3 separate regions of the Homo sapiens genome follow, and all the other regions are linked to region 2. Evidence: chromatin loops called from intact Hi-C (ENCODE). Cell type or tissue: dorsolateral prefrontal cortex. All regions are shown on one strand.

Evidence for each region. A loop is a pair of places that touch in the nucleus more often than their neighbours do. Peaks named below come from ENCODE experiments on the same cell type or tissue, not always from the same donor. Only the 100,000 strongest peaks of a DNase experiment are listed, where the experiment ranks them.
Region 1: it touches region 2 in a loop (7-fold over the local background); 5 of 110 quality-filtered maps call a loop at or near these places.
Region 3: a loop joins it to region 2, with 4 times the contacts of the local background. A loop is called at or near these places in 13 of 110 quality-filtered maps.

The regions. Positions count from the first base shown.
Region 1 is chr4:175,558,549-175,563,548 of GRCh38, forward strand. No RefSeq gene overlaps it. Among named protein-coding and RNA genes, the nearest start is that of GPM6A-DT, 230 kb to the right of the region's middle. In dorsolateral prefrontal cortex, CTCF peaks have their summits at 2,253 (motif pointing right) and 2,455; a DNase peak (open chromatin) is centred at 4,203; H3K27ac peaks cover 4,494 bases.
Region 2 is chr4:176,042,232-176,047,231 of GRCh38, forward strand. No RefSeq gene overlaps it. Among named protein-coding and RNA genes, the nearest start is that of WDR17, 21 kb to the right of the region's middle. In dorsolateral prefrontal cortex, no CTCF peak of the experiment used is centred here; a DNase peak (open chromatin) is centred at 2,490; H3K27ac peaks cover 2,330 bases.
Region 3 is chr4:175,950,359-175,955,358 of GRCh38, forward strand. All of the region lies in intron 2 of LOC107984113 (a long non-coding RNA gene), which reads right to left. It also overlaps a transcript of GPM6A not described here. Among named protein-coding and RNA genes, the nearest start is that of WDR17, 110 kb to the right of the region's middle. In dorsolateral prefrontal cortex, no CTCF peak of the experiment used is centred here; no DNase peak of the experiment used is centred here.

The DNA.
Region 1 (5,000 bases), 480 kb before region 2:
TTGATCATGGGCCGGGCGCGGTGGTTCACGCCTGTAATCCCAGCACTTTGGGAGGCCGAGGCGGGCGGATCACGAGGTCAGGAGATCTAGACCATTCTGGCTAACACGGTGAAATCCCGTCTCTACTAAAAATACAAAAAATGAGCCGGGCGCCATGGCGGGCGCCTGTAGTCCCAGCTACTCGGGAGGCTGAGGCAGGAGAATGGCTTGAACCCGGGAGGCGGAGCTTGCAGTGAACCGAGATTGTGCAGCTGCACTCCAGCCTGGGCGAAAGAGCGAGACTCCATCTCAAAAAAAAAAAAAAAAAAAAAAATAGGAAATTAGTTGATCATGAATGCTTGAGTTTATTTTTAGGCTCTCTATTCTGTTACAGTGGTCTATGTGTACGTTTTTATGCCAGTACCACACTTTGTTTTTGTAATATTATTTGAAATCCGGTAGTAGAATGCCTCCAACTTAATTTTTCTTTCTCAAGATTGCTGTGGTTGTTTGGAGTCTTTTGTAATCTAAAAAGCAGCTTAAGAGTAGTAAACAGATTTTGAAAATGATACAAAGGTAATCAGGCCTACTGAATCTTCAGATGGAATCAAGTTGAAACAGTCTCCTATAACACTTTGATAATTTGCAGAAAAATTTTGCCTTTAGAGGATTCTAGCAAACCTATTCTCAGTTCACTCAAATTATCAAGATCTTCTGAAGTTATTCAAGAATAACTTTCTATTTTGGCCATATTCCAAAGTCAACTTGAGGTGTAGGAGCAGAGTGTATTTGCGAAGGAGTAGGAGCAAGACAGAGTCGAAGTGGGAGGGAGAAGCACATACGACTCGGAGGAATTCTGGACTTCATTCCTTTAGGTGTTCTCTAATATACCCTTAGCCCATTTCCAATTTTCAAGCAAGCCTCTAAACTAATCCTTACAGCTTGTTACAGGTTCAACGAGGACGCAAACTCTTCACTACCCAAGAGAGCTATAATCTATCTATTTACGCATTTTTTCTCTCATTTTCTGGGTTTCTGACAGCTTAACTTGACTGAACTCACGAATAAGGGCACCAAGCTGATTACCTTGCATTTCCTGCCACAGAACAATTGCCTGAGAAGTTTTGTGGAAAAATGAATGCAAATTCCACAAGGAAGGAAGTTCATACTCAGAAAGCTCTTTTTAAACTCATTAAATCCATGGCTTTTGGAAAGGGATCAAGGAGAGAAGCTATAACTGAAAAAAATCAAGAAAGCATTCAATGTAATCTGCTTTCCATAATGAGGGTTTTTTTTAACTATGTATATTCATCAATGAAATAAAATTAGATAAGCCTTGAAGAAGTGTACTAGCAATAACTATTGTACTAAAATTATAAGGTGTAGAAAATGAAGAAAGTAAGAGACAGAATGATAGAAAGAGAAAGAGGGAGGGAGGGAAAGAAGGAAGAGGAAAATAAAGTTAAAATGAATTCGACAGAATAGCTACATATATATTTAAATACAAACTATGTAATGTTAATAGAACATGCCAAATACACAAAGCAAAACAGGAATGAGAAGTCTTACGGGGCCATAATTTTGCATGAATAACATCAACTTTTGTGGTAAAGCAGGGCAAAGACAGGAAATACAGGGAGAAGCACTTTAAAATTTCAGAAGAATTTAATGCATAAGAGGTTTCTTTCGGATTACAAAAGGTCCAAAGTCCAAGAGGTGGCAAGGCCATTTATAAAGACTTTATCCTGCACAATAAATAAAAAAAGGAAAGGAAAGGTAAAAGGAAGTAAAGAAATAAGGAAAGGAAGAAAATAAAGGAGAAACAAAGGAGAGAAAGGAAACAAAGAAATAAAGAGTGAGAAAGAAGAAAGGAAGAAAGAAAGAAAGAAACAAAGAGTAAGAAAGAAGAAAGAATAAAAAAGAGAGGAAGGAAGGAAGGGGGAGGGAGGGAGGGAAAAGAAAAGAAAGAAGAAAGAAAGAAAGAACAAAAAGAAAGAAAGAAAGAAAGAAAAGAGAAAGAAAGAGAGAGAGAGACAGAAACATAAGAGAGGACTTTCTTCAGCTATGTGCAAAATGTGGAGTGTAGCTGATCACAACATGTCCAGTTAGCCACAGTTTTTTCATTCTAAGTGTCAACTGTTTTATGTATAAAGAACCATAATAGAACATATAAATAAAATATATCCATCTGTGCATATCTGCAGTACATGGAAAGTATGTCCTGTTGTTAAAAGTCCTTCATAATTATGGATTTTGAGAGCCACTAGATGTCAGCATCTGATAATTCTATGAGAAACACACATGCTGGCTTTTTATTTCTGCGACAGACTTTCTGTTCAGCCATTTTCTTCATCTAAATGAAAGTGAACCAGAAATTCTATACCTTTTAAAATACTCATATTACTTGTAAGAAGATAAACAATTAATTTGATGTTACTATTTTTACAATTATGAGTTTTATGATATGTTAAGCAGATATGAATAAAAATATCAGCTTCTGTGTGTTTGTGTATATGTATATATACACACATATATACATATACATGCATATATGCATGTACATGTATACCCACATATGTAATGTGCATTGCCACTATACAAGAAGAAACTGCTTAAAATATTTTTTACCTCCTTAAGCCCTCAACAAGTGTTTCCTTTCTTCCTTCAAGAGAGCATTTCATCTGCCACATCACAGGAAATAATGAAGATATCTGAAGTTCTCCTTCTTGTTTTTATTCTATTGCAGATCTCATCCTTTCTACCTTTAGTGTGGATATTTTTGGATACTATATCTCCACACCTCTGCAGATCTGTTTCCTTGAGGGATAAAATGGTATCTTGTCCATCATATGTGCTGGGTAAAATCAGTGACTTTGTGAATGAATTAACACATGAGTTACTTAACTCATTGTAGGGAAATAATTTTTAAAGCAAGTTATATCTCTTAAGCCAGCCCATGAGTTTTGAAGAAGTCATTCTGGAGAATGCATATCATTAAATTTCCTGAGACTACAGATATTCAGTATCTTCAAATAATAACTGGGAAATTGCTGTTTGCCTTTCTCCTAATATCACTTTTTCTCAACACCTAATTTTGTAGAGGAGGGCAGCCAGAGAAAGAGAGAGGGAGAGTCTGTCTTCATTCCAACTGTGATGGCAGATACAATCAAGTGACATCTACCAAAGCCCTTTGCTGCAGTTGACAATGGAATATTTTGCAAAGGCTATGTATGTGTAAGGGGCACAGATGGTGGACCTGGGGAATATTAACACAAAGGTCCTAAAGACTGGTTATGCAATGGTTTTCTGTTGTGAACTCGCCACAGTTTGCCTGCATTTATCCTTCAAGTCTTAGCTGTGAGATCCTTCTTTCAATCCCAATTCTAGAACAAGGTCTCTCCTTTTCTCTGGGAAATTGTAGCTACAGACTGAGACTGTAAAATCCATTCACTTAACAAAAATCTATTCATCCCAACTCTCTGTGAGGCACTGTATTAGGTTCTGTGGGGGGATACAAAGATATATTCAAAACAGTCCCTATTCCAAGAGTTTAAAATGAATCATCTAAAAAAATTACAATCCTTTATAGTCTTAATATTCCATAAGTGATTGGTACTTCAAACCCATATAGCACAATTAGTCAGAGGACGTTGAATCATCTTACCAAAAAATTCTCATTGGTGCATTTAACACAAAAAAAATTCAAATCTTAGCAGTTGACTTTTTTTAGATGAAGTAATTGAAATACTTAGAAGAAATTGTTTGCTTCAGGCTATGGAGTGAGCTGAGATTATATAACCATCTTCACTAGTATGCTGCTGGTATTCAGTTCTAATGCCTGTAAAATCTTGATTGAAAACAATTTATTAAGCAATAGGTACAACAGCAAACATGAATTCATGAGTATGTCTTCATTCAGTAGCACTGTTAATACAACAATGTTGCACGATGGCTCCTGGACACCAAATATTTAGTGGAAGAGACTTTATTTCAGCTATCTCAGAAGAATATGTCAGATGAATTTCTCTTTTTACTTCAAATCTATTAAATTGAAGGTTTTTCCCATTTTTACCTATTTCCTCTCGATCTATTCACTCTTTAGTAAATACGCTAAAAGGATGATGAGGCAAGAGATCAGGTGTGTCCATGTGCACCTGGAAACATTTTCTCTCTCTTGCTGGTGAAGGGAGTGCTGGCAGAAGCAGACCTGTCACTCAGGCAGAGGGAACAGATGGAGTGAGAAAATTTCTACATACAGGCAGCCCTGAGGAGCTGTGTGGAGAACATACGCAACAGGCATTTCATTTTCAATCTGCCTTCGCACTGTATTTATGATTTTGTGAAAATGTCTGGTTTCTTAACTGAATGCTGCATTGAATTGCCTCACAAACTTTTATGTTAATCAAACAATAGCTCTTCAGGTAGCCTAAAAAACAAATCACAGACTTCCCGGGGTTGTGCAAGAAAGGCTGAAAGCAGAATTTTGTAGTTTAAATTTTATGTTTTATGTATGTATATTTTTGAACATGGTATTGAGAAGATGTCAGATATGGGTGATTACTGGTAATATAATGAAAAGTGTATTATATATGCGTGTATATATATATACCTATTATTTAATAAAATCTATATGAAATGCTGTTAAAAAATCAGCAAAATTAAACTGTAGAAAAATGATAGCTATAAATTTAAGGACAAGTAACTAACCAATCAGTTACTGAGCTGGAATAATAAATTACACTGAACAGGGACTGACTTGAAGACAGTAAAGCCCGTGACATTATTCATTTTACCTGTGTCCTGTAAAAACTCTCAGACAATGGAAAGAAATGGTATTTACAGAAGAAAATAAATTACTTGTCATTGTAGGGAAAAAAAGCTTTGACATGTATAGATAATAAGGTTTCTTAGAGTTGCTTATCCTTTTACAATAATAATATTCCAATATACCAGTTTTAACTATCTCACTGACCTTCAATTTCATAGCTCCTAGAGGACCCACAAAGATCTAGGGACTGAAA
Region 2 (5,000 bases):
GTGTCACTGAATGTGAGATGGTTCTCTTGAAGACAGTATACCAATGGGTCTTAGTTCTTTATCCATCTTGCCACTCTGTTCCCATTAATTGGGCATTTAGGCTAAATGCCTCTTTACATTCAAGGTTAGTATTAATACATGTGGATTTGATCCTGTCATCATGATGTTAGCTGGGTACTATGCAGACCTGTTTGTGTGGTTGCTTTTTAGTGTCACTGGTCTGTGTACTTAAGTGTGTTTTTGTAGTGGCTGATACTGGTCTTTTCTTTGCATATTTAGTGCTTCCTTTGGGAACTCTTCAAAGCAAGTCTGGTGGTAACAAATTCCCTCAGCATTTGCCTGTCTGCAAAGGAACTTATTTTTCCTTTGCTTATGAAGCTTAGTTTGGCCAGATATGAAATTCTGTGTTGAATTTCTTTTCTTTAAAATGTTGAATATTGGCCCCCAATCATTTCTGACTTTAGTGTTTCTGCTGAGATATTCACTGTTAATCTGATGGGCTTCCCTTTGCAGGTGACCTGATTTTTCTCTCTAGCTGCCTTTAACATTTTATTAATTCTTGGAGAATCTGATGATTATATGTCTTGGAAATGATCTTGTGAAGTCTCTTACTGGGATTTTCTGAATTTTCTGAATTTAAATGTTGGTCTCTCTAGCTAGGTTAGGGAAGTTCTCATGAATGATATCTTAAAATATGTTTTCCAAGGTGCTTGTACTCTCCCCATCTCTTTCAGGGACACCAATGAATCATAGATTTAGTCTTCTTACATAATCTCATATTTCTCAAAGGTTTTGTTTATTCTTTTTTGTTCTCTTTTCTCTATTCTTGTTGACTGTCTTATTTCAGAAAGCCAATCTTCAAGCTCTGAGATTCTTTCCTCAGCTTGGTGTATACTGCGATTAATACTTGTGATTGGATTGTGAAACTCTTGTAGTGTGTTTTTCAGCTATATCAGGTCAGCTACCACCTTTTCTATACTGGCTACTTTGTCTGTCAGCTCCTATACCATTTTATTGTGATTCTCAACTTCGTTGGATTGGGTTTCAGTGTACTCCGGCATCTCAATGATTTTTGTTTCAATCCATATTCTGAATTCTATTTCTGTCATTTCAGCCATCTTGACCTGGTTCAGAACCCTTGCTGAAGAGGTGATGCAGTCATTTGGAGGAAAGAAGGAAGTCTGGCTTTTGGAGTTGTCAGAGTCCTTGCATTGGTTCTTTCTCATCTTTGTGGGCTGATGTTTCTTCAGTCTTTTAAGTTGTCACCTCTGGATTTTTTTTTTACTTTATCCTATTTATTTCCTGACCTTGAAGGTTTGATTGTTGTATAAGGATTCAGCCAACTGGCTTCATTTCTGGAAGATTTTAGGGGGCCACTGCTCAGCTCCCAATTCCTGGACTGCATGCGCTATCTCTAGGGTTGAGGTGGGGGGACTTGTATCAGCCCTGACTTCGTTCTCAGGCTCCTCAAAGTTAGGACTCTATTGTGCTGGGTGGGAGGTGAGGTGATCCTGGACTGCTGGTACTAGTCACTAGACTCTGATGGGTGGTGTCAGCCAAAGCATTTCATAGTGCAATGGCAGCAGGATCTGTCGTCATTTGCACTTGTCAGCAGCAACAGTAGCTGTAGCAAGGGGTTCACACTCTCAGCTGTGGCAGGCTGCTAGCAGATGCAGAGGTGCCTGCTTCCACGCAGGTGTCCATCACGGTAGTGGAGGCAACACAGCTGGTTGGGGGGGTGCTTGCTGTTGACAGTGCACAGTCACACTGGTAGGGTGGGGCTCTGGTGGGTGCAGGTCTGCGTGTATTCTCTGTGGCCGTAGGCAAGGGTGGTCACTCAGGGTACAGAAGGGTTTGCTGTTCTCTGTGTCTAGTTTCACTATCATGGCAGTGCTGGTGCAAGAGCGAGGAGCTGGTGGGAGCAGGGCTGGCTGGCTCTATTACTGCCAAAGTTCTGACTTCAAAGGTAGTCCAGTGGGGGGAGAAGGGGTAGAGGGCATGCCCACTGCAGCAGTCACAGGGCAGGGTGCACGCCCACATGTGTGCTAGCAGTGCAAGGAAAACAAAACCTGCCCACTCCCACAGGTGCCAGCAAAGTGATGTGGAGGTTTGCTGTGGGCCCCAGGAAAGCTGCAGCATGGGGAAGACCTGGGTAGGCTGGTGTGTGGCCACGGGGGCTGACCCGCTGGAGCTCTCTACTGGCAGGCACAGTCTGCCAGTGCAGGAGCTATGATGCAAGTCCCTCGGGTAACTGAGACTGCCCTGCAAGAAGATGTAGCCAGGCTGGGGCCCAGTAGACCAAGGGGTGCTCAGGTTGGACCAGCCAGGTCTGATGGGCAAGACTGCCCTGCAGAATTCAGGGCCCGCAGTTCTCTTAGGACTAACGTCTCCTATGGGAGCAAATTGAGCCTAGGGAAATGGGCTTCCCTTGTTGTGCTCTGCTACAGACATTCCTGCAAACTCTCTGGGCTTCACTTCAGCTGGCATGCTGCCCCTACCACTTCTCTAAGCAGCTCTCCCTGCCTACTCGAGTTTCCATGGTGATTGAAGATTCTTCTCCTGCCAGGATTCCAGAGGAGCATGGGAACAGTGGGTTGCTCCTTGCCAGTTCAACTCACTTGTTCCCCCAGGGTCACTGGGGGCCAGGAAAAAGTCCTGGTGCATGGTAGCCCCAGGCAGGGTTCCCAGCTTCCTCTCCCTTCGGTCCAGCTTCTGTATCTTCCTTCTGTCCACTCTTTGTGCCTTCCCTCTGAAGATCTGTCAGAAGTGTGCCAATTGTCTCAGTCCCTTAGTGGCAGCTGTTCCAACTGGCTGTGTCTAGTTGGCTATCTTGGCGTCTCTCCTCAATAAATTTTAAGAATGTAAAAGGCTGTAAGAACAAGACCATGATTATATTACATAATGAGAATGAGAAAGCAGAAAAAAAAAAAAAAAAGAACAACACCATGAGAACTGCTGCTGTAGACCACTGGGTTAATGTCACTTAAAAGAGAGGAAACAGGGAAAAAGCGTCAAAAATTAAGCTTACAGTCAAACAAAATATTGATGTAAGAAAGTCAGCCACAAAGAAGATTAGAGTCAAAAGTCAGCAATCAAAGATAGATTGAGCTAGTAGAAAATCAAACTTCACCTTTCCTGAAAATGGAACCATCTAGACTCAGGGACCTTGCCATATAGTGTATTAGCCAGAGTTCTCTAGAGAGACACAACCAGTAGGAAGGATAGATAGATAGATAGATAGATAGATAGATAGATAGATAGATAGGGGATTTATTAGGGGAACTGACTCACATGATTATGGAGACTGTGCAGTCCCACTATAGGCCACATGCAAGCATCAGAATCAGGGATACTGGTAGTGTGGCTTGGTCCAAGCCCGAAAGCCTCAGAACTAGGGGAGCTGATAATGTAACTCTTAGTTTGAGTCCAAAGGCCAAAGAACCTGGAAGCCTGCTAGTGCAAGTCCTGAATCCAAAGCTCATCATAACTCTTGAAGAACCTGGAGTTATGATGCCCAAGGGCAAGAGAAGAAGGGAGGCCCAACTCTACAAGAGAGAGAGACAGAGAACTTGCCTTCCTCTGCCTTTTTGTTCTCTCTGGGCCCCCAGCCATTTGCATCATGCTTGCCCACATTGAGGGCAGACCTGCCCTACCCAGCCCACTGACTCACATGCCAATCTCCTCTGGAAACACCCTTACAGAAATAATACTTTACCAGTTATCTATGTATCGTTAATCCAGTCAAGTTGACACCAAAAATTAAGCACCACACTTGGAATAACTGTGGTCTCATTGGCAAATGGATAGGAAGCTATGAAGTTCTGTGGAACAAGCTCTATAATTACAAATATTAAATATCTATATCCTAGAGAAGCCTACAGTTTTGTGGAGGAATGCTACATTTATTTCTATGAAAGGTTTACAGTCATGAATTAAAGTGAGACCACTTAGTTTCTTTGTGTGATTTTTTTTTTCTCCCAACAACATTCCAACACTTGAGCATAAGCAAGTAGAGGGTGGGATTGAGGTGTTTCTGGCATGCAGAGGGAAACAATGGAATTGGAGACATTGATAAGTGAGAAATTATAATGATGAGACATTATTTTGGGGTTGAGTTAAAAGGGAAGTGCAGGTAGCAGATGATGGATTGGATAGTTAAAAAAAAAAAAAACTTGAAAGATAAAAACAAACAAGCATCCCAGTGAGTTAGACTTCTTGAAGGAGGTAAGAATTGTTGGAGTCTGGGTACTAGAATGAATGAATTAGAAATATACGAGCAAGCGATTAGAAAGTGGGATGCGTAAAATAGAGATTTTAGAGCATGCTTGTCCAACCCATGGCCCAGTGGGTTGTCCAACCCGCAGCCCAGGCTGGCTTCAAGTGTGGCCCAACACAAATTTGTAAACTTTTCTTAAAACATTACGAGATTTTGTGGGTCATTTTTTTTTAGCTCATCAGCTATTGTTACTGTTAATGTATTTTATGTGTGGCCCAAGATAATTCTTCTTCTTCCAATGTGGCCCATAGAAACCAAAAGATTGAACGCCACTGTTTTAGAGGTTGTGCAGGTATTGATTGCAGCAAGATAATGGTCCCTGGGTTTCTTCCTGTTGCTACATGGTGAGTATCTTCAGAGCAATGGAAATTAACACAATATGAAGATAGAGAATGTCTCCTCTCCCCTAATTTGTCATGTTTTTTGATAGCAAAATCTAAACTTAGCTTTCTAATCTTCCCCAGAACAAATTGCTTACATTCCAGGGTAAAAGGACTTCCCATCTTTCCCCAAAAGAGGATGTGTTTACATTCCAGAGTAAAAGATAGTCATGTCAATCTCTCTCCCTCTCTCTGAGGATATGCCAGCAGTTCCAACATAAGCTCTGGGTTTTGATAATTTCAGAGTTCCTCTCCTATGATGCTAACCCCATCAGGTACATGTAACTCTTGTCATGTCTCTCCATGAGGAACTGGGGCATGGAGAAAAGGTATTCTGTGAGTAA
Region 3 (5,000 bases), 92 kb before region 2:
CCATTGATTCCTAAGACAAGACATTCCAAGCACATAATATGTTCTATACAACTGGATATAATTTTGAAATGTGAAAATAAGAATATAATACTTGTGAATTATTTCCAACTTTCAACAAAACTTAAATATTCCAGGTTTAACCATGACTTTCCAGGAAAGGAATTGCAAGATGATGTCTGGTTATTGAAACGTGCTTCAAAAGTGGAAAAAAGTAGCTTTGGGGGAGTTTTTACATTTAACTTTACTCTCAAAAGAACCTAGGACAATCTGCTGCAGTCAACAGATTGGGCAGTGCTATTTTTTGCTGTGCCTGAGTGTGCTGGCAGGGGAAATGAGGGGACAAAGTCCTCACTTACATTTAGAGAAATGTATTATTTTCATGAAAGTATTTTTAAATGACACACAATAGTTCTAAATGTCATGATATTTCTTGTCACCTTAAATGATTAATAGCAAGAATTCTATTATTCCTACAGAAATTATCAGCCATAATTTCAACAATGTTAATTTCTGAATTATCAAAAATATTTAGTTGAGTAAGAAAGTAGAGCTCTGAAACTAAAAATACTTACAGGAGCAGAGATAATACTAAATGTTAAAATATAGTATTTGTAAGACTTTTTTTTTTCTCCCATGAATATTTAGAAAGCCTTTTTGGTTATTTCAGGCTTCTGTTATACTGAATGCCACCCATTCCAAGTGACCACTGGGAAAGGGAATTTCATCTCTGCAACCTAGAAATTACTACTCTTAAATACAACACGTCGATAAATAATTGGAAAGCTTCATCTATCATCCTGCCTACTGAACTCCCCATGGAATGAAAAACGTCACCTTCTCAAGATGCTTATCTGCCCAACTGACCCTGTAACAAGCCATTTTTCTTTATAAATAGTATTTCATGTGAAAATACTACTTTTAGTAGGAAAAATGGGTGGAAGAACCATACATTATGATTTTTTAAATCTGTGGATATAGAAGTGAAGATGGAGATAAAACAGTAAAAATAGATATTGATTCCCATGATGTCCATATGATTAGGCCATGAACAGACAGAAAAGGAAAGAGAGAGGATAGAGTTGGACAAGCACTGGCCTATAAGTCCGAAATTTCTGGATTCCATCCTCATTACCTCTGACGGCGAAATAATCTCTTGAGGCTTCAGTGTCCTTAACTAAAAATGAGGGGAATACCATCTACCTTGAAAGGCTGTTGAAGCAATGAGGCTTTAGGCATTTAAAGCAACTAGAATACGCACAGTTAATAAGTAATAGCTAATAAGAAATATGAATGAATTGCAACAATTTTCTGAAAAAATATCTGGATTTATCCCAGAATTATATAGCTTTATACAAGTCAAGGCTTCTTCACATTTATATTACCTGGGTAGTTAATGGTATTGGTTAATGCGGAGCGTGTTTGTGAATGAGATAAGACTTAAACTGGTAAACTTTTCATAAGCAGATTGCCCTGCATAATGAGGTGGGCCCCATTCAATCACTTGAAGGCCTGAATAGAAAAAAAAAGACCAGCTTCTCTGAACAAGAGGGAATTCTCCAGCAGTCTACCTTCCAACTTTCCCTACACCATCGGCTCTCCTGGGCTTGCAGCCTGCTGGCAGCCATGCTGCAGACTTTGGACTCACCAGCCTCCATAATCATGTGAGTCAATTCCTTATGATAAATCTCCTTCCACACAGACACACATTCTGCTGATTCTCTTTCTCTGCAGAACCATGACTAATACAGTGATATTACAAGGCCCAGGTGACCAAATATCTCAGAGACAAGTAACTAAAACAAATACCTCAGAGACAAGTAACTAAACTTTCCTTTTCAAGAGTCAAAAATCTGTTTGACTCTTGAGAGTCTTTGACTTTTGAGAACATTCTTTTATGTTTGAAATATTCAAGTTAAGATACTATATTCCTTAAGAAGCTAGGAGAAGTTCGTTTCTATGTACACTTCAAAGCTAGATGTCCAAGGAGTCTAGTGGAGTTCTAAGCTGCATAATGGATTCCCATGATGGATTGTAGCTTAAGGTAGTGATCTCAGAATGGATGTCCCCAAAGCAATGGAATTAACATATTATTCAGTTATTTTCCCAGTTGCCCATTGTAACAAGGAGCGGAGGCTACAGTACCTCCACCTTCTTAGGGTAAGGATTGTTGTAAGAAAAAATTTTAAATTCTTCCATTTAAGCAACATGTAACTAGGAATATTAGAAAGCATTAATCCATTCACTCATTCCAGAGATATTTTTGTGTACATCTTTCCTGAAAATTTTTGTAATACATTTTGTCCCAGAGCCCACAAAATCATATAATAAAATAGATAATGAGCCATCCTGTCCACCAATGAGTCCAGTCCTGGTGTATTACAATGCCCAAAGAAAGCAGAAATCCGGTGGGGGCATGGGAACTTGGGCCTGTAATCTCAGCACTTTGGGAGGCTGAGATGGGAGGATCCCTTGAGCCCCACAGTTCAAGACCAGCCTGAGCAACATGGCAAAACCCCATTTCCACTAAAAATATAAAAATTTGCTAGGCATGGTGGCGCATGACTGTGGTCCTGACTACTTGGGATTGCTTGACCCCAGTGGGTAGAGGCTGCAGTGAGCCAAGATCACACTACTGCTCTCCAGTGTGGGCGACAGAACAAGACCCTGTTTTTAAAAAAAAAAAAAAAAGGAGAGAAAAAGAAAAGAAAAACAGAAATCCCCTTGCCTTAAAAGTTAAATAATGGGAATGTTCTACTTTGATTCAAGAATAGAGCATGCATGCATTCTACATATCTAAAATCCTAAATTTTATAAAACAAATAAAGAAATCAAAGGGCAGGGAAATTTTATTCTATATCAAACTGTTCCAAGAATTTGATAGTTTTTGAAGCTGAAAAACCTATAAATACACTGTGTTGGAACCTCGGCTGTATCATGACAATTTTCCACAGAGAAGTAGTCTAAGGGAAAGTAATTTGTGTAATAGATGTGAAAATGACTCCGGAAATAGCATTTGCAGACCTAAACTGTATCCATTTTAAGATATGTAGTACAAAGAATTAGGAAGAATGCACTTTCTAACCACAAAAAGAGTAGCCAATTGCCTGTAAAGCAGTGTATGGCAGGGATTTAATTGATATTTGCATGTCATTATTTTTAGTTAATATAGTATTATTGCTTTGTTTATTATGACACATTACACAACTTTGAGTTCTGCAGGACACATGGCAGACTTATAATGTATATAAAAACTACCATGGAGGTCGGGCGCAGTGGCTCACACCTGCAATTCCAGCACTTTGGGAGGCCGAGGTGGGCGGATCACCTAAGGTCGGGATCGAGACCAGCCTGACCAACATGGAGAAACCCCGTCTCTACTAAAAATACAAAATTAGTCAGGCATGGTGGCACATGCCTGTAGTCCCAGCTACTTCGGAGGCTGTGGCAGGAGAATTGCTTGAACCCGGGAGGTGGGGGTTGTGATGAGCCGAGATCGTGCCATTGCACTCCAGCCTGGGCAACAAGAGCAAAACTCCATATCAAAAAATAAAATAAAATAAAATAACTACCATGGGAACTATTAAAATTGAGTTAGAAATGTTAACCCAGTTGGTTTAAAAAACATCTTTTTTTTACAGTCCTGAGAAATGCTGACAGCACTGATCACTGGGTGATAGAAATTTGTTCAATTACATGTCCTTAGCTTTTCTTCCTGGCCCGCTCTATACCTTGACTTTTCCTAGAGGGCAGTATAGTCTAGGGCTGAGCTGTCTGAGAAGGTAGACACTAGTCACATGTGGCTATTTCAATTTGAATAAACTAAAATTAGATGAAATGTAAATGCCTTTGCTCAGTTGTGCTGTTCACAATCCAGGTGCTCAACAGTCACTTGTGGCTAAGGCTCTGGTATTGTACAACAGAGATCTAGAACGTTTTCATCATCTCCATGAGTTCTACTGGACAGCACAGCTCTAGTGGCTAAGGGTGTGGCCCCCGTGGCTAGGTTGTATCAGTGCGAAACCCGGCTCAAGCACTTTAGAACTGTGTAAGCTTAAATGAGTTTCCTTGTCTTTCTGTGCCCCAGTTTCCTCACCTGAAAAATGAAAACACTATTAGAGTTTTAATTAAAATGTGTAGAGTACTGAGGACAGTGGCTAGCAAATAATATATACCACACTGAGTTTTGTCTATCATTTTTCCACCCGAAGAGTCAAGCCAAAGCAAAAGTCTTAAGAGGTCTAAAGAGGAGTGAATCTGAGATGATGAGTTAGACCATCTCTGGAGAGACAATGGAAGTCATCATTTCTGTTTTCCTTTCAGTGAGGTTGCACCCGTGTCTTAGCCTTTGTAGTCCAGCTACATCCCTTTCACAGGGCCTCATATCTGTCTTTTCCATGGGTCTTAAACATGATTTGGACTTGGAGTATTTTCTACATATCTAGGGCAAGAGTAGAACTTTACCCTGGCTGCCTGATGGCAAACAGCCAAACCTTGTAGTAATGGAACAAAAGAGAGATAGCCAGGGACTACAGTAAATTAACAGCAGTGCTGAGAAGGTACTACAGGCGCTGTGAGGGCCTAATAATACTTAAGTCAAAGGACCAGACAATGACCTCAAACACAGATAAAACACCCTGTGTCTACTTGAGAATCCAAAACAAATTCCATGATTTTTCGTAAGAGTCCTGAGAAGTAGAGATGAATCACCCTATTCTCCAAAACACAATACCTGGAAGAAAAGTCCCTTGGCCTTCGCCACATAGATAATCCATGGCTGGACGAAGCCTGCACTTGACCTCTGGACTTTTCAAGCCAGTGCTGGAGATGAGAAGCAATTCCATCTGTTCCAACAAGCCCACATACCACACCTGTTACTGGGGTCCATGGGAGAAAGGAAAATCTAGTAAGTTCATTTGAAGGGGTAGCTTATTTCAATATGCGGTGTCCTTTGCTTTATTCAACAAATATTCAATAGCAAATATAGAATATGTTTACAAAAA